Regions from separate parts of the Homo sapiens genome. Here region 1 is linked to region 2. The links are chromatin loops, found by intact Hi-C in ENCODE. Cell type or tissue: heart left ventricle. All regions are shown on one strand. Each heading gives the region's core, and the rest is flanking DNA. Links, peaks and the distances in the headings are about the cores only. Region 1 has its middle 23 kb from the start of SP3. Region 2 has its middle 80 kb from the start of SP3.

What was found. Hi-C counts contacts between places; a loop is a spot of excess contacts. Peaks named below come from ENCODE experiments on the same cell type or tissue, not always from the same donor. Only the 100,000 strongest peaks of a DNase experiment are listed, where the experiment ranks them.
Region 1: a loop joins it to region 2, with 2.0 times the contacts of the local background. A loop is called at or near these places in 9 of 110 quality-filtered maps.

Annotation. Positions count from the first base shown.
Region 1 is chr2:173,983,036-173,992,927 of GRCh38, forward strand. No RefSeq gene overlaps it. Among named protein-coding and RNA genes, the nearest start is that of SP3, 23 kb to the left of the region's middle. RefSeq lists a silencer at 9,714-9,887. In heart left ventricle, for the core only: a CTCF peak has its summit at 6,351; no DNase peak of the experiment used is centred there; H3K4me3 peaks cover 349 bases; H3K27ac peaks cover 3,664 bases.
Region 2 is chr2:173,880,362-173,890,253 of GRCh38, forward strand. No RefSeq gene overlaps it. Among named protein-coding and RNA genes, the nearest start is that of SP3, 80 kb to the right of the region's middle. In heart left ventricle, for the core only: a CTCF peak has its summit at 4,243 (motif pointing right); a DNase peak (open chromatin) is centred at 4,230.

The sequences.
Region 1 (9,892 bases), core at 3,238-8,237, 100 kb after region 2:
TTATAGAAATATTTTCTTTAACACTTGTAAACTGCCTTTTTTCTAGAGTTTCCTTGTTGGTGACCTTATTTTGCCATCCAGTTTCAGTGTAAATGCAGCACGGAAGGGGAGTGGGAGGGATGTCCTAGCCTGAGCCAAAGCCGGGCTCCAAGCCAGGATACAGATTCGTCTGGGCATGTCTGATGGGCTTGCCAGGAGTATCTCAGCATGAGGGATGGAGGAGGCCCATAGAAAATAACATCCTAAGTCAGTAGGTGTGGAGGGATGCATCACAGGTATCAGAATCACCAGGAAAACATTAAAAAATGCGTGTACCCTGCAAACTACACTCCTCATTCTGGTCGTGTGTGTACATGTGGGAACACTCTAGTGAGGAACCCTGCTTTAGCACCAAAATTGGCCCTAAGAGTTATGCAGATCAGTCTGCACTAGAGGCACTGAGAGCTCCGAGAAAACAATGTGGCTTCTGTGCATAGCAAGCGTTCCCAAGCCACTGGCAGTGTGACCTTGCTACGTTGCTGTGAACACCAATAGCTTCAGTGCCTCAGGTACAGTCTGCACCAGGATGCCTACACTAGAAACCATGGACCACTGGGAGTTCAAGAACAGGCTGCAGGGGTCCATGAACTCTGGAAAATTACATCAACTTACTGGGTATATGTTTGTATTTCTGGGAAGAGATTCAATAGGTTTTGTCAGATTCTCAAAAAAGAATGTAATCCTCAAAAGGTTGAGAACTACTGCCCTGGCAACTGCCAAAAACATACTGAGGAGAGCAGATTTTGTAAGATTCTGAGAATGCTATGATGGTAAATCTTGGCCAAAGCCAGAAAAATGTTGCTTTTTCATCTAATGTGACTTATTTTTACCTCGAGGCATCAGTGACCCGGCAAAACATTCGTTACGCGAAATCGCACCCATCTTATCCATGCTTTAAGCCCACTTTAAATGCTTCCACCTCCTCCCTAACCCAAATCATTGCTTCCTTGCCTTAACCTTGTGTATCTCCTTTGTAATAATACTTTTTCCCTAGTATGAGTACATATATCATCTCTCTTCTACAAACTATAACTTTTTTTTTTGAGACAGGGTTTTACTCTGTCACTCAGCTGGAGTACAGTGGCATGACTGTGACTCACTGCAGCCTCGAACTCCTGGGCTCAAGCAATCCTCCTGCCTCAGTGTCCTAAGTAGCTGGGACTACAGGCATGTGCCACCATGCCTAGCTAATTTTATTATATTTGTAGAAACAGCGTTTCACTATGTTGCCCAGGCTGGTGTCAAACTCCTGAGCTCAAGCAGTTTTCCCATCTCAGCCTCCCAAAGTACTGGGATTATAGATAGGAGCCACCAGGCCTGGCCAAAGTATAACCTTTAAGAGTAGGAATTATGTTTTATCCATCTTCTTTCTATCTTACAGTGTCTAGCATAGCACATTTACTTAGTTATCATTGGATGAGGAATGAACAAGTCATAAATCCATCCATCTGCCAGACCTTTTTACTCTCTCTACTAAAAACAACTAATCTTATTTATTTATTTTTACTTTTTATTTTATTTATTTATTTTTTTGAGACAGGGTCTCACTCTGTCGCCCAGATCTCAGCTCACTGCAACTTCCACCTCCCAGTTCAAGCAATTCTCCTGCCTCAGCCTCCTGAGTAGCTGGGACTACAGGTGTGCGCCACCATGCCTAGCTAATTTTTTTAATTTTTTTTATGTTTTTGTATTTTTAGTAGAGACGGGGTTTTGCCATGTTGCCTAGGCTTGTCTTGAACCTCTGAGCTCAGACAATCTACCCACCTCGGTCTCCCAGAGTGCTAGGATTATAGGCATGAGCTACTGCGCCTGGCCTAAAAACAACAAATCTTATTTCCTTGTAAGTTATGTATTTTAAATATATTCCTTATAACCTCCATTGTCCTAGTTCTTTTATTTACTTATTTACACATCATCCAATGTTTGCCTGCCTTATCTGTTTACTCAGTTGCACGCTGCTTGGAGGAACAGGATCCCATATAAGCCAAACTATGGAAACCTACATGCCTCTTGGGAAGAACGCACAGGGCTAACCAACATGTCCGATATCCTGGAGTATGTGCCTCACAGTACAGACACACCACGAGGAAATGTTTCATAAAACACAGACAGAACAGAGGCTGGTAGGAATGAAAAAAAAAAAAAACTACTAATGTAGGAATTAAGCAAAAGAGGCAAATCATCAGGTTATGGAACTGGGTTGCAGATAAACCAAATGAAGAGAAGCCTGAACCTGTCTGAAGGAGAGGGCCGATAAGGCGGCCCAGCCTCAGGGGGTAGAGCTCAGCAACAGTTCAGAGCTTTGGCATTGGCCCTGTGCAGGTTTTGCAGGAGCTGCCAGGTTTTTTCTAACCCTATTACCATATTTGGTTTGTTCCATATTTGTGTCAGGCTTTTCCTGTGTTCAAAAAGACCTGACTGCCGCTATTACATGTAAAATGTTAAGAAAATCATTTTATGTACTCTGTTTTCAAAGTAGAACACAGAGTATTTTTAAACTGATCCGAGCACATTCCTGATTATCAAAGCAGCAGAGGCACAAAGATAGGGTGGCTTTCTTCTCTTTTTCTCCTTTTCTTCACAGTTTACTATTTGTTACTTACATATCCACTCACATATCAACACACCCTTAGTTCTGTACAATCAGTGTCTCCAAAGGTCAATATGATCTTGGCGACCATTTCAGCTTACTGACTGAATTGTATTACAGCATGATTATACACAAGATGTTGATTAACTGATAATGGGCAGAGTCATAAATGTCAGGCCAACCATTCCACAGGCAAGGGTCAATGCAAGTGGTACAAGGCTACACCATTTAGTGGCTACATGGATAGTAGCTTAGCTAGTGATTCTAAATACACCACAACTACACAGAGATCAGCCCTAGGACTCAGGGTGATTTTAGAGTGAATGCAGTTAGGTAAGTCAGATAATCTCACATTGCTCATTTAGCTTATCATAAGTTTATTTATTTGTCATTCAACAAGCAGGTATGGAGTGCCTATGTGTGGAAACCATCATTAAATGGAACAAAAGTCCTACCTATTAGAATGAAGTTTACATTCCAATAGAGAAGAGTCCCACGTGGGCATCATCTGTCAATCCTGTGGTAGTTGTGCATTTTCTCTAAGTCTCAATTCTTGGAGGTTATTACCTTGCTTGTCCCTGGTATTTGTATCTCTGCGCCCCAAATGACTTTGTTTTCAGCACCTTGGGTATTTGGAGAAGTAGGGTCTCTGCATTTCTGGGCCCCAGGTCCAACCCAATCCTCTCTTATGTGTTAAAGAGGCCCCTTTCCTTACTACCTCAGGGGCTTCTTAAGCTCTTAGGCCTCGGCCTTTAGGGGCTTGTTAGGCTCTGGCCCTCAGGGATCTCTGACTTCTCCCAGAGACTTCTAGGACAGAGGCTGAGAAAATATGAGTGGGTCCAGCTTAACCCACTTACTTCCTAGATGAGGAAACTGAGACCAGAAAAGCAAAGTGACTTGCAAGTGTCACACAGAGAGATGTAGATGTGTCTGTCCCCTGCTTCCTTCCTCTCAGCCTAGTGCTTTTCTGTCACATTAGATGACATGCCCTGTGAGGTCTAACAGAAGTGCCAAAGGTGGCTGAAGAACAGAAGTGACTACAGCAGGATGCGTGATCAGACAGAGCTCATGCTTAAGAGTACAATAGAGAGGACTGATTTCTTGTTAGATGGGAAATCTTGAGTACTTTGGTATCACATCTTCTTCATCACCCCAAACAGGATGAAATCAAGGCAAGGAAGCTGGTGTTGGGTGTCCTGAAAGCTGCTGCAGATATAGGCCAGGCAATAGTTAAGTTAGAATTTAAAAAACTTTGTTCCATCAACTCATCCATTTATATGCTTTCGTAATTGTTTACCCAGTTTACTAGGATGAGCCAATTTCGAAAGGGTCCAATGTTGTCACAGCTGGGCTGGACTATGCTAAGAGGAAAGAATTTTTCTAGATCTCATTCAATATTGGGACCAGGAACAACAGCTGCCTGAGCCAACAGTTCTGATGAATATGGGACAGAGAGAACTGAAACCATGGGAAGCTTAAGCTTGCTTACCATCTGAGAAAACCCTAACAAAATTTAAAACTTTAATAAGAAACCATATGATCCAAGATACCGACACTCATTAGCTTTCAACTGTCCTTACCAATGAATCCATTAGCAATTAAACAAGACCATGGGTTTCGTGTTAGATTTAATTTCTTCAGGGTACCAGTTTTATGGCTTGGGGCAAGTTCCTTAACTTTCCTGAGGCTTTTCTACCCACGAAGTGGAGATAATAAAACTTCTCTGATCTTCCTCTCTAGGTTTGTGAAAATTAAATAAGCAAGCATATGAACACTTTTTATAAACTGTACAGCACTGTAAAATTTTAATTATCATTATCAATTAGCATTTAACTATAAAACTTCCTTAATTAAGCTCAATTTTAAATTTAGTAACAACATGAACTTGAAACTATGCTTTGGGGGGCTTACATGTTACCAATGTCAATTTTTTTTTTTCTTTTGAGATGGAATCTTGCTCAGTTGCCCAGGCTGGAGTGCAGTGGCACAATCTCGGCTCACTGCAACCTCCGCCTCCTGGGTTCAAGCAATTCTTCTGCCTCAGCCTCCCAAGTAGCTGGGATTACAGGCGCCCACCACCATGCCCAGCTAATTTTTGTATTTTTAGTAGAGATAGGGTTTCACTATGTTGGCCAGGCTGATCTCAAACTCCTGACCTCAGCCTCCCAAAGTGCCGGGATTACAGGTGTGAACCACCATGCCCAGCCCCAGTGTCAATATTTTAAAATTCAAAGAAACAAAACAAATTCCTTCAGGTATAATCATGTGAATGAAAATAGTCTTTCATTCATTCATTCATTCTTTTTAAATAAATATACAATTTCTTTTCCTTATCACAGAGAAAGTTAAAAAGAGAGCCACTAGGGTGAGTTTGTTTTACACACTTTATGGAGCAGATAACGTATTGTTTACTCAATTGCTGAGTTCTGGAGGAGAACTCCAATCTGAATTCTACTCAGTATTAGCTACCTATCCTTCAGGGCCTCACACTTGGATGACTTAAGAAAATCTTGTTCCTTCAAACCCTGTACTTTTATTTTTTACCACGGAAATGTTTATTCCTCTGTCCCAAATTGCATGAAAACCTTCTTTGCTGAGATAAGCAAAGCTTTGCCACTTTTGGTAGCTTTAATCAAAAACTGATTCTACAGATTTGGCTGCCCAGACAAGTTGACTGATGGAAAGATATTTATTAACATGCACAGGACTGAGGGATACCTGTACAATGTAATAATTCTTAAATCCACATCTGCCAACCTTTAAGGCATAATTAACGTTGTTTTATTTTTATTTTTTATTTTCAAAACTGTACCCTGTACAACACCGCCCTTGGGTGTTAGTGGAGAAAATGAACACATTGTAACAAATAAAATATTACAGAACAATAATAGTTTTCACTAATAAAAATGAGAACCCATTAAACAGTCTTATTGCCAAACTGCTGGGGGAGAAGCAAAGTCCTTTAACCACTAAGACTGGGACACAGTAGAAACAAACTCTTCCAAGCAAGGTAGGATGGCGCGTGCCTGCAGTCTTAGCTGTGCGGGAGGCTAAGGTGGGAGGATAGTTTGAGGCCAGGAGTTGGAGTCTGCAGTGAGCTATGATCGTACCACTGCACTTCAGCCTGGGTGATAGAGCTAGACCCCATCTCTAAAAAAAAAAAAAAAAAAGAAGGAAAGAAGAGAAAGAAAGAGACTTTTCCTAAGCAATGCAAGGGACGTAGGAGCTGGTACAGGGAAGAAAGGCTGGAGGAGAAAAACAGCAAGCTTTCTTAGGAACAAATGATTTCCCAGCCAGACCTACAAAAGGTTCTTGAGTACGGTAATGAGCCAGAACTGCCTTGATGACTGCAGATGGGTCAGGTCTTATTTGATGCTTAAGTGGTATAGTCCAACTTTAAATCTCTAACTGAAGACTTCCCTGTTTAACTTTCCCACCAGACTTACCTGATGTTATCGCTCTCATTTTCCTAAATAGGAAAAGGCCTATATTATTTTAAAACTTAAATAAAACTAATCTAGTCCATATATACAAATCACAACAGTGACTGAGAACATATATTATAAACCAATGCACGCATACATACAAATACACACACACACAGTATACACACACACTCAAATGTGTATATCCATGAACTTACAGGCCCTTCCGAATATCTGACAAACATAATAATCTACTGGCCAAAATACAGAGCCAGTCCACTAGGCGTCCTTAAAATAAGAGTGTATTCTAGTTTTTCTTCAAGCCTCTACAAAGTTTTGCATTGCTATCAAAATATTTTTGGAAATTCTGTAATGTTTCTCCTTTTCCCTTGGCTTCTTATTTCTGGCAAGGACTAAACCCCAAAATATCTTTCCTCTGGGACACTGAAATAACTGTCCCAACGCAGCTGCCAGAGCTATAGCTATTCAGAGATTTGAGACAGATTTCCAAGGAAGGCCACTTGTAATTTTAATTGTTTGAGTCAAAAGACCAACTTTCTGAGATGTTCAAAGAACAGGTGTATGAGAATTTTTAGTCTTTCTGGATGCTCTCATTTTCGTTCATGATTCTATCTGCTGTTTCACTTCTGTTTCATCCCTCCTTTTGTCTTCATCCCGCCCATCCTCTGGGTTTTATTTTAGACCTAGAAAAAAAGTCAGCCACCCCCCTCCCTCCCAGTGCTCTGAAGTAGTATTTCTCCTCTGCCGACTGCTCAAAAACTTTCTTGCTGTAATGATGCCACAGAATTGGGGTCTTTGTACCCAACATCACCTCCCTCAAGTTTAGGCCAAGGAAGAGGGTGTATCTGGTAGATAAAGGGAGGAAGCAAGCTGTCTCTGCCAACAAGCACAGCTGCTTGACCAGCCCAAACTGAGAGGCCTCCTGCAGATGAATAAGGTTCAGACCCATCACACAGCACACAGGAGACTTTCCTGTGCTTATGCCCAAGCTACTCACCTTTAGGTCGGTGCTTCTCATCTCTGAGAGTTGTTTTTAAAAATATCTTTGTCAAAAAAAATGTTTTAAACAAAACCTTTATTTAGACCCATTGAACCAAATCTCTGGGCCTCGGCCTGAGCGTTGCAATTTTTTTAACAGCTCCCAGATGATTCTATTGTGCAGCAGGGTTAAGAACCACTGATTGAGATTCCGCTTGTGGAAGTTATCCAACCCCGAGCTTACTCCCTTCCTTCCAAATACACCCCAGGAGATTCCTCTGCCTGTTCTCACACTAAAGATTTCTGGGAGCCAGGAAATAAAATAAGGCGGCCTAGGGAATGCAGTTAGTTTTAGAAAAGAAGAGGGTTGAAAAGAGAGGGGGTGCCACGGAGTGGAGGAGGCTGTGTTTGTGGCTCTCTCCCTACCCCTCTGTGGATGTGGGCTGCACACAGCTGGTGTAGATAAGGCTACCACCTCTCTCGAGGACTGGGCCTCCGAGGATTTGAGGATGAGATACTATAAGTGTCAGCATGCTCAGTTTCTTTCCTGCTGGGGTGGGAAAAGGGAAATCATAAGTGCTGGAGGATGCTGGAGACTCGAGAACTGTGATGCAGAGACTCTAGGGAGAAGAACATGATCCCCAGCCAGCAAAGGACAATTTAAAAATTAAGCCGGGTGCGGTGGCTCAAACCTATAATCCCAGCACTTTGGGAGGCCAAGGCAGGAGGATTGCTTGAGGCCAGGAGTCTGCAACTAACATAGCAAGACCTCATCTCTACAAAGAATACAAAAATTAGCCAGGCAAGGTGGTGCACACCTGTAGTCACAGCTACTTGGGAGACTGAGGTGGGAGGATTGCTTGAGCCCAGGAGTTGGTGGCTGCAGAGAGGTGTGATTGAACCACTGCACTCCAGCCTGTGCATCAGAGACCTTGAGTCAACAACTAAAAAATTAAGTCCCACCCATGCCAAATTATTAGGATACAGTAACGAATATGATTTTCCATGCAGAACCCAGCTTGAGAGCCACAGAGCTACTGCACTGACGCATCCACAACGGCCAGAGACTCTGCTAGCCGAGGAGGAAGCAGCTCTCAGAGCCCAACCCACATGGTCCCTTCAGACCCTCCAACTGTTCTCCATGCAGTTAGGAAAGAATAAAGAAGTCCCCTCTTGGGGTCCAGAGCTTAAACGAACCCCCAGAAATTCTAGACACCCCCTGGTTGCTTAGGCAACTGGTGGGCACCATCCAACACTTCCAGGCCAGTGACTCTGCTGGGAGAGTGGCTTGCCCTGCTGCTTAGCTTTTGCTCAGAGAATCCTGGCTCTCTGCCTGCCTGCCTCTGGCACGTTCACAGCTGCTGTTGCGCTCTTGGCTTATTCTGTCTAGAGGTCTCCCTGCCTCCACCCCTCTTTTTTCCCCCCCTTTCTCCCCAGATGTCTCAGTGTTTATGTGGGAAAGCATGTTCGTAGAGCCTGTTAGAGACTTTCGAAGTCATGCCTTCCCCTGCAGCTTTGGGAGTCCACCACGTCTAAGTAATGTGTAAAGGGGACTGAACAGGAAGGTGTATTTTGCATTCTCTGGGTAGAGTTGCTAAATGCAACTCTGGGTTTCCCCTGGCACCGTTCTCTGATTCGTGAGCATCCAAAACTCAGGTCCTTGCCCTCAGAACAACCAGCCAGATTAATGCAGACGTGCAATATGGCTGAGTTCCAGCTATGGAGGAGCAAGGGTGTTTTACATTTTCTTGTCCAGTGAAAATCCTCCCCATTCTCACAACCTTGGTGCCTCCAATTTAATGATGTTCCATTACCTGGAATTTGGGGTGTGTTTCTCTTCTTTTTTTCCAAAAGAAATTCAAGCAAAGACCAAATGCAAGTGAGTGATCTCAGATAATGAACTGCCAGGGCTTGTGCCAGATGCTGTCCCACCGTCAAACCAGCATGCGTCAGTCCGTGCTGGTCACCACAGCTTCTTACTGCAGTCAAGCCAGCCAGCCCAACTCCCCTGGGGCTGGGAGGGCCCTTAAAGCTTCAGGATAATATTGGCAAATGTGTGCACCTCCCAGCTTTAAGAACAGTTTTGTTTTGTTTTTTTAAATAAAATTAATTCATGCAATCTACTGCATTTGCACTCCAATCCAATAGTCAGACCAGGACACGCCTGAAAGGCTGAATCTGATGTAGCTTCAAAAGGTGTCAGAGCAATCACATACCTAGGATGGGGAGCGTGACTGCCCTAAAGGTAAATCTTCCTCCTGGAGGAAACTGGCAGGAAATACCCTGCCTAGAACAAATACTCCTGCTGCAGGGATTTCTTGCCATTTTCATTTTTAGAAACCAGAAAAACATGAAATGTGAAAAGGGCCCCAGTTCTAACCATCTTACTCATACCTGGCCACAAACAAAACTAAGAAATGGGCCAGGAAGGTAAGTCCAGGTTTTCAGCCCATATCTGCACCAAAGGCAAGGACCCAATCAGTGCCACCCTACTCCTCAGCCCAGGGTAGACTAAAGCCGCTCTGGGGCACACGCATTACTGAAATCTCTTCATACAGGACAGCAGAGCAGAGCAATCAGAGAAGTATGTCATGGAGTCAATATAATAATCATCACAATAATAGTAATGGCCACTAGGATTCTTGTCCTACTTCTACTCCTTATAGGCTTCGTGACCTTGGGCAAGTCATTTACCGTTTCTCTTTGTTCACCTGTAACATTGTAACATTGTCATAATTATCCGTTCTGCCCTTGTCCCAGGCTGGTCTTAAGAACAGGATGAGGCCAGGCACAGTGGCTCACGCCTGTAATCCCAGCACTTTGGGAGGCCGAGGCGGGT
Region 2 (9,892 bases), core at 2,041-7,040:
CATTTGCCAAATTAAAATTTGCTGTGGACTTTGGTTTTCCCTGATTGCTGTTGGTAGTGATCATTTGGCTCATGGGATTAAATCCAACTTCCCAAAAACTATTTCCGATCAGTGTGCAGATTTCAGATATTTATATGTGCTTTGCACTGAGACATGAATCATCAGAACCAGACTGGGGACAACTTCTTTGAAGTTTTGAAAGGTATGGAAGAAATTCTCTTTCTTCTCTTTCATTCTCATCTTTCTGCCGATCATTGTTCAAGGGCAGGTTGAAGGGGCTGCAACTGAAAGAGGGGCTCCAGGAGTCCAGAGGCACAATGTCATACCACACTCATGCACTGCCTGCAGTATGTGCATGTAGCTTTCGTGCACAGAGGACACCACTTGAAGGACTCAGGTCTGGATCAGTAAGCATGACCGTACTCACTTCAGTGGGGGTTGCTCACATTGAGTTTTAAAGCACAATTGCAAGATGAGGGCAACCACAAACGTCAACTGGATCAGCACGATTTTAATGATACTTCCATCTTTAGGATTTTTCTGTCCTCAGCCCACCTGTAGAAAAAAATAATTGACTACTCGGGAGGCTGAGGCAGAGAATCGTTTGAGCCCAGGAGTTAGAGGCTGTAGTACGCTGTGATCACACCTGTGAATAGCCCCACTTTGCTCCAGCCTGGGGCAATATAGTGAGACGATGTCCCTGAAAAAAAAAGAAGAAGAAGACTTGATAACAGCTTTGCACTTAAATTAACAGCTGAGTGTAGAATCAGACCCTGTACAAAAGCAAAGGTGCTTATTAGACTGAGTGACTGTGGAAGATGTTAACCATTCAGGGAGATCTGCCATGCCCAGTACTGCATCTTGTTCAATAAAGCAAACTCCTTCTTTGCCATCTGTCTCATACTACAAAGAGATAATAATAATAAAATCATTGCTTAATGAGTAAACTAAGTAGATGATAATTCCCTAGTAGATCATATTGGTGTTCTTCTCCAAAGGCTGCCATATTCTCAATGAGGCAGAGAACACAGGGGAGAGCGCGTGATTGTGCTCAGACGGGGATGCCTAAAATCAAAAACCAAGGCAGCATATGTCAGTATTTAAAGCCCCATCAAAGAAACATCCAACTTTTCAGCTGTAACCCAAATATAAATTTTCCTTACCCTGTCAATTAGCAGATTACAAAACTTCTGTAGCAGGAAGACCATTCTGCCAGCAAAGCCGTAGTGTTTGGAATGGGTCCAGGTCAGACAGATGGTGTGGAAAGAGGGTGCAATGAGACGTTTCCTATCAGCAAAGTCAACTGTTCTTCCATGCAGCACAGGCAACCTTTGAAAGGAGGAGCCACAAGGTGAAGTGTGTCTCCCATGCAGCTGGAGAAGCGTACAGATGTCTAGAGGCACCCAAGTGACACGACAAGCACAACAGTGGGCTGCCTTAGGAGAAGCATTTAGAAAAGAAAAATATGCAAAGTATCAAATAACTGGAAACCTTGTTCTTTGATGCCTAAAAAGTGCCCCCCACCCTAAGCTGATGAGCATAAAAAGCAGAGTCATATCTTCTCCAAGCATGATATTAGGATAACAGAGAGTTCTTGACTTCTTTGGAATGCTGACTGTGCTACGTACAGTCAAAATGATATAACCATGGGAAGAACACAAAGGATATTTGCTATACTATTATTAAACGTCACCTGTGCATGTCACAGTCTATTTGCAAAACTCATTCACTTATAAATAGCACCTACTCGGTTGCACAGAAAAGCTTGATTCAGGAGTGAATGATTCATAAAGTTAGTATGCATAGGAACAATAACAGTCCACTGAATCTTAAGTTTTAAAATGAAAATACTGATGACTACTTTAACAATTTTTAACTTAAATTTCCTTTCATTATGATCAAAGAAGCAAAGCTACTTCATTAACGTAAATATTTTTAGGCCAATAAAAGTGTCTTTGGGCTGGGCTTGGTGGCTCACGCCTGTAATCCCAGCACTTTGGGAGGTGGAGGCAGGTGGATTGCTTGAGCCCAGGAATATGAGACCAGCCTGTGCAACATGATGAAACCCCATCTCTACTAAAAATACAAAAATTTGCTAGGCGTGGTAACACATGCCTGTAATCCCAGCTACTTGGGAGACTGAGGCAAGAGAATCACTTGAACCCAGGAGGCAGAGGTTGCAGTGAGCTGAGATTGTGCCACTGCACTCCTGCCTGGGTGACAGAGCAAGACTCCATCTCAGAAAAACAAGAGTCTTTGTTGCTGTCTCTCTAAATTAATCATGACCAGCCACTTGTAAACACCAACAATGCCCGAAGCACTTTACCTGTGTCAGCTGACTTAATCCTCTAAACAACACTGCAAGATGGATTTATTGTCATCATTTTAGAGGTAAGAAATTAAAGACCCAAGAAAAGAGCCTGGCCATGCTCTGACAGTAACTCACAGCACCACTACTCTAATTCCAGGGATCTAGTTCAAATGCCTACTTTTTCTCCATTCCATCACCATGCCCCACAAAGCGGGAGGTGGCTATTTGCTGCAAGTTCCAAGTCAAACTGTCTTCAGATGGAGAAGTACCACCTGATGATGCAGATTGATTGGCTTAATGCAAAAGGGCCGGTTGTAGTTCAGTCATAATTCCTGTTTCAGCTAGCTCCAGGTGTTGGCTTGTGGTGCATGATTTTGCACCTTGAAGTGTTGTGTGCCCAAGCACAAGCTGGAGTCCTACCTTGAGGTAGTTCCTCCTGAAGGTGTTCCTGTATGACCAGGAACCTGGGTCCACCTGGCTACCTGTCTTCTACCAAGTGAGAGAGAGAGAAACACAAAAGGTGGTTGTGGCAATTTTGACTTTCACAGTGCCCTCCTCCACCAAGTCCTGAGTCTTTTTCTGCTACACGTTTTGCTCACTCACCCACAGATGCTTGGGGTGCGGGGTCTCTCAGCTGAAATCGTGTAGAGAGGAGACATTGAGGCCATTATCCTGACAGTACTGGGTTAAATTCTTTTCAGCTGCTCTAGCAAAAGTGGACTCTGCCTTCACACAGAGGCTGGGTTTTCTTTGACATGATCTTGATCGAACAGAATAGGAGAGAACTCACATGTCATGCTCTGTCTACAGCAGGCCCTGATTAAAGGGAATAGAGACCTGGCATCACATTTGATGCTACAGAGATTTCAAAACCAAGGCCAGGTTGACCTGCCAAGCCTGGAGTGGAATTTTATGACTAGTACCACTATTTTCACTTCAGAGTAAACTATAAGGAAGAGGATCCAGTGATTAAAACAACAAGTAACTTGGTCATCAGTTTAAGCTTTTCAACCCAGGCCCCTGCCCTATATCCACACCCTGCAGAGGGGGAGAAAAAAAAGCACAAAAGCCTCATAGAAGTAACAATTGCTTATTTTAATGTTGGCAACTTATAACTGACAATTATGTTGTTAATTGATAGTTATTTCAATGAGTTGTCATCCATGTAGATTGTTCAGATTAGCAGTGTTGTTTTTGCATTGTGATTAAACCACTGGGTAGCTGCATAAAAACTGTTGTCATCTATTACAGATACATTCTAACATCTCAGAAGAAAAAAAGGGCCAAGCCCCATTAAAGATACAGACGATTTTTAAAAGAGGCTGGGAGTCACAAAGTCTTGTTAAAATATAATTTTCACCAGAATTCTAGATTAATGAAATGTAACATTTAATTAGAGAAATTCCTTTCTATGTAAATGAAGTATTAATTACACAAATGTCAGTAAAAGAGGGAGCAATCGTCAGCAGTGAGGTTACCAGGCACACCAAGGAAAACATTCCTCCTGCCTAGAATGAGGCTGACAGAGACCCCAGGCTTGTCCTTGGAACTGACTCTCTCAAATTCAGGACAGGTGGCCAACTACAGGATACAGCTGGTTTCTTTTTAGGACTGGAGACCAGAGCAAGTAAAATCCCACAAGTTTAGCCTGAAGGAAAGGTTTAGAATAAGTTCACAGTCCAAGACTAAATAGCATTTATTAGCTCTACATATAAAAACAAAACAAAACCCTCTACTATATCTTACTTAAAAGTTTTCTATGGCTTCAAATCTTGAAAAAAACAGATTGGATTTCTAAGTTATTCCACTGTATAGAAGCTTTAAGCTGTAGTCATTTTATTAGCAATAGAAAAGTGATCTTGGACATCCGCTGGCAACAAAGCCAGAAGCCCAAGCTGGCCCCTCCTAATCCACAGGGCAGTCCTGGCCACAAGGTGGCAGTTGCCCAAATCTTAGGCAAAGTGACCTGTTGGAACTAAAGAGTCTAGAAGACATGTCATAGAGTTTTAACATAAATTTGGATGAAAAGCATTCCAGTTATCAGCTTATTCAAGCAGCTATTTCCTCTTAACAACCCTGGCAGTAATTCTTGTTAAATTGGAGCAAGATTCCTTTTCATATCAACTGAACGTTTTTTTGTTTTTTTTTTTTGAGATGGAGTCTCATGCTGTCGCCCAGGCTGGAGTGCAGTGGCGCGATCTCTGCTCACTGTAACCTCTGCCTCCCAGATTCAAGTGATTCTCCTGCCTCAGCCTCCCAAGTAGCTGGGACTTACAGGTGCATGCCACCATGCCTGGCTAATTTTCATATTTTTTTTTTTTTTAGTAGAGATGGGGTTTCACCATATTGGCCAGGCTGGTCTCGACCTCCTGACCTCATGATCTGCTCGCCTCAGCCTCCCAAAGTGCTGGGATTACAGGCGTGAGCCACCGCGCCTGGCCCATACATCTTTTTAAATTGCTCTTTTGTGGGAGTTGCATCTATGCAGTATTACCTACATTTCTCTGACTCTCTGCTCCTGATGCCTCCGCAATGTTGCTACCCCCTCAATTAGCATTGCTGTGCTACTGTCCCGTTTGAGGATGCAGTGGATCTGTGTGGGTTTACACTGCACAGAATTTTTTCCTTTCTTCTGACAAAAGGATTCTTATTTTCTTTAGATAACCACTCCTCACCTACACTCTTCTCTATGGGTTGGGTGGGCCAATCACCACCTCTGAGGCTCAGAGCTGGGCATGTATCTCAGGTCCAACCAGTCAGGTTATTCCATTCCTCAGGCCACAGTTAATATATTAGAGATAAGCACAGAACCCAGTCAGTCCAATAAGAACCCACCTTACAGCTTTTTCTGAAACTCCTGGGAAAGAGAAAGGAAGCACTCTTTCTTTAAGGTGGGGAGAATGTAAGCTTGGAGATGCTGGGCCATCACATGGGTAGAACCTGATGAGAGACAGGCTTTCACAGGACAAAGCAGAGTCAAGGTAGAGGAGTTCCTCACAGGTGCATAGATTAACAATTGGAAAAGTGCTTTATATATTTGTACTAGGGTTGAGTAAATAGGTAAACATATTGTAGGTAAAGAAAGCCAGGTTTCTCACTGTCAAAGAAAGAAATTAAAATCAGGAAAGGGGAAAAGTCTAGAATGAACCTTGAGATTCTGGGATTAGAATTGGAGGTACTAGTGTGAACTCATGGTTTTTTCCCCAATATAGATCCAGATAGATAATACAGAAATAAATACAGATATATGTATGTGTGCATGTATGCATGGGAAAATACATATATTTGCTAGCCTTATCTGCTAAGCAGGCATAGATGCAATGACATCCCAGTAATGATGAGCACACCTACCACCCAGATCTTGGGTTCTAAATACCATTCTCCAATAAAAGGAACTGGGACTCCTTGGAGAAGTGAATGAATCCATGGCTGGGGTAGAGAAAATATAAAATGAGCCTGTAATATCTGTTGGTGCTGGAAAGTAGGCAAGAGCTCAAAAAAATGATGAAGGCATATCAGAGAGCATAAAAGAGTTCCCCAAAGCAAAACCTGGAACCATTTGAGCAACAAAATAAGTATTGGATTATAATACTTGAATAAAATAAATATTTATGATATCAATAAATTTTATTTTTTCAACAAATAAGTGAACAAATAAACAGAAAAGATACAGAAAAAATCCAACAAATGTAGAAGAAATGAGGGAAATAGAAAATTACTAATAGAAAAATATAGTAAGAAATTTTGCAGGAAAGTCCACCAATGGTCTCTAAAATTAGTGGGGAAAATTTTGAGGAGAAATAAGATAGTTGCATAGTCTCAAAGTATCTCATTCCAGGTATTTAGTAATGACAAAGGGTATAATAACGTTCCATTGGAGAAACCCAGCAGACATCACTTAAGGTTAACGTTCTCTGTAATATGATATGTCGACATCGTGTACAACTAATTTGATGGCCTCAGAAGCCTGTAATAATTCCTAAGACATTCTTACCACAAATGCATAACCTCAGGCTAATCATAAGAAAAGAGTGGACAAGCCCAACTTGAAGGACATTCTGCAAAATAACTGGCCACTGCTTTTTAGAAATGTCAAGGTCATGAAAGGTGGCAAAGATTGAGGAAATGTCATAAAATGGAGGCCACTAAGGAGGCATGACCACTAGCGGTGACATGAGACCCTCGACTAGATGCTGGAACAGACTTTAATGGAAAAACTGGTGAAATTTAGTCTCTGGTTTTATTGTATTGTACCAGTGTTAAGTTCTTGGTTTTGGTCACTGTTTTATTGTCATGCATGACGTTAATGTGAGAGGAGACTGGGTGCAGGGTATGCAGAAACTTTCTTTACTATTTTGCAGCTTCTCTATAAGTTTTAAATTACTCCAAAAGAGTTTTTTTTTTTGTTTTTTTTTTTTGACGTAGCAGGTGAAAGTAGAGGGTCACTGAAGATTAAAGGGCAAGAAAAGGAGGAAAGGAACCGGAGGACCTGATGACATCATGTGAGCTTCTGAGCCACGCTATGATGGAAGCTAATTTACTCCAGGGCTTTCTGGTAGTTCCTGGACAAGTGTGCAAATAAATTCACTACATTTAACACAATACTAAATTTAGATAAGTATAGTAAATTCACAGGCCATTGAAAAGAAAGAAGGGGAAAAGTGTTCAGCCAGGAAAGCAAATAAGAGCTGCAATTTACAAAATGTTAAAATACTGCCATTAGTATTTTTTTTAAATGAAAGTTTGAAATGTTTGTAAATATGCCTCTTCAATTTGCCCAATACTTTTGAATGCCACTTTTGGTTATCAACTGAATTCACTTTTTTTTCCATAAGTAGACCACCTACCTAAATAGTGTTCCTGAGAAATGTAAGAAAACTCAGCCCTAAAACATCATTCTATTGGCCATGCCACAGAACATGAAATTCACCTCATTCATCTAATTTTGGGTTAAGGCCTCGAAGGTCTCTCTTAAAATGTAAATGCTATGGCCCAATCTATAAATATTCATCTCAGTGCTCTCTGAAGGAGTAATATACTATTAATATATTATTAATCATTAGCAACTTAGCCCCAATTTATTAATCAGATTAATTTATGTCCCATGGTAGGGTCTTGGAGGAATGGAACATAGAGTGAGTAATTTTTAATGAATGACTAGAAGAAAGGATTTGAAGTCTGAGAGACATGTGCTGACTCTGGGGATCCCATTCAGAGGTACTAGGGGAAAAAAGAAAGAGGAGCAGAGAGAAAAGGAACAGAGGAAAAACAGCACAGTGTCAACAGCAACCCTGCCAACAATTCCTGTCCATAGCCACCATTTTCAGGAATAATATAAGCATTCTTTAAGGGACACACAGATCAGGTCCATCACTCAGTTATTCAGGTTGTTCCTGGACAACCTGTTTCAAGTAATGGCCAAATCCAGCCCAAGCTCCCTTTGTCAAGCTGCAAGTCCTGCGGGGGCCTGCAGCTGCCCAGAGCAATGCCTTCCTCTAATTCATGCAAAAGTTCTGCAAGGGCAGCCCTACACAAAAATCATTTTTAAGGCTTTTTCACCCAAGGAGGAAAAGGGCATGTTGACATTTTCTGGTTGCAAAATCCTCTTCCACTTTGGAGACTGTGACAAGAAATCTCATTGCCTTCCTCCTTGATATGGTTTGGCTGTGTCCCCACCCAAATCTGAGCTTGATTTGTAGCTCTAATCCCCATGCATCATGGGAGGAACCCCATGGAAGGTAACTGAATCATGTTGGGGAGTTTTTCCCATGCTGTTCGTATGAGATCTGATGGTTTTATAAAGGGCAGTTCCCCTGCACATGCTCTCTTGCTTGCCACTATGTAAGACATGCCTTGGCTCCTCTTTGCCTTTTGCCATGATTGTGAGGCCTCCCCAGCCATGTGGGACTGAGTCCATTAAATGTTTTTTTCTTTATAAATTACCCAGTCTTGAATATGTCTTCATTAACAGCATGAGAACAGACTAATACAGTAAATTGGTACCAGGTAGTGGGGCACTGCTATAAAGATACCCAAAAATGTGGAAACAACTTTGGAACTGGGTAACAGCCAGAGGTTGGAACAGACTGGGGGGCTCAGAAGAAGACAGGAAAATGTAGGAAAGTTTAGAACTTCCTAGAGACTTGGAGAGCTCAGAAGACAGAAAGATGTGGGAAAGTCTGAAGCTTCCTAGAGACTTGTTGAATGGTTTTGACCAAAATGCTGATAGTGATATGGACAATAAAGTCCAGGCTGATGTGGTCTCAGATGGAGTTGAGGAACTTATTGGGAACTGGAGCAAGGTGATTCTTGCTATCCTAATTTAGCAAAGAGACTGGCAGCATTTTGCCCCCGCCCTAGAGAACCATTAAACTTTGAACTTGAGGGAGATGATTTAGGGTATCTGGCAGAAGAAATTTCTAAGCAGCAAAGCATTCAAGAAGTGACTTGGGTGCTCTTAAAAGCAATCAGTTTTTTTCATTCACAAAGATATGGTTTGGAATTGGAACTTATTTTTAAAAGGGAAACAGAGCATAAAAGTTCAGAAAATGTGCAGCCTGACAATGCAATAGCAAAGAAAAGCCCATTTTCTGAGGAGAAATTTAAGCCTGATGCAGAAATTTTCATAAGTAATGAGGGGCCAGCTGTTAATTGCCAAGACAATGGGGAAAATGTCTCTAGGGCATGTCAGCAGCCCCTCCCATCACAAACCTAGAGGCCTAGGAGGAAAAAATGGTTTTGTGGGTCAGGCCAGGGGTCTTGCTGCTTTGTGCAGTTTCGGGACTTGGTTTTGTATCCTAGCTGTGGCTAAAAGGGGCCAACGTACAGCTTGGGACATTGCTTCAGAGGGTGCAAGCCCCAAGCCTTGCACTTTCCACATGGTGTTCAGGCTGCAGGTGCACAGAAGTCAAGAACTGAGGTTTGAGAACCTCCACCTAGATTTTAGAGGGTGTATGGAAATGCCTGGATGTCCAGGCAGAGGTGTGCTGCAGGGGTGAAGCCCTCTTGGAGAACCTCTGCTAGGGCAGTGCTGAAGGGAAATGTGGGGTGGGAGCCCCCACACAGAGTCCCCATGGGGCACTGCCTAGTAGAGCTATGAGAAGAGGGCCACCATCTTCCAGACCCCAGAATGGTAGATCTACCAACAGCTTGCTCCATGTGCCTGGAAAAGCCAGAGATACTCAATGGCCAGCCCATGAAAGCAGCCAGGTGTGGGGCTGTACCTTGCAAAGCCACAGTGGCAGAGCTGTCCAAGACCACAGGAACCCACCTCTTACATCTGTGTGACCTGGATATGAGACATGAAGTCAAAGGAGATCATTTCAGACCTTTAAGATTTGACTTCCCCGCTGGGTTTAGGACTGACTGTCATGGGGTCTATAGCCCCTTCATTTTGGCCAATTTATCCCATTTGGAATGGGAATATTTACCCAATGTCTGTACCCTCATTATATCTAGGAAATAACTAATTTGCTTTTGATTTTACAGGCTCATAGGTGGAAGGGATTTGCCTAGTCTCAGATGAGACTTTGAACTATGGACCTTTGAGTTAATGCTGAAATGAGTTAGGACTTTGGGGGA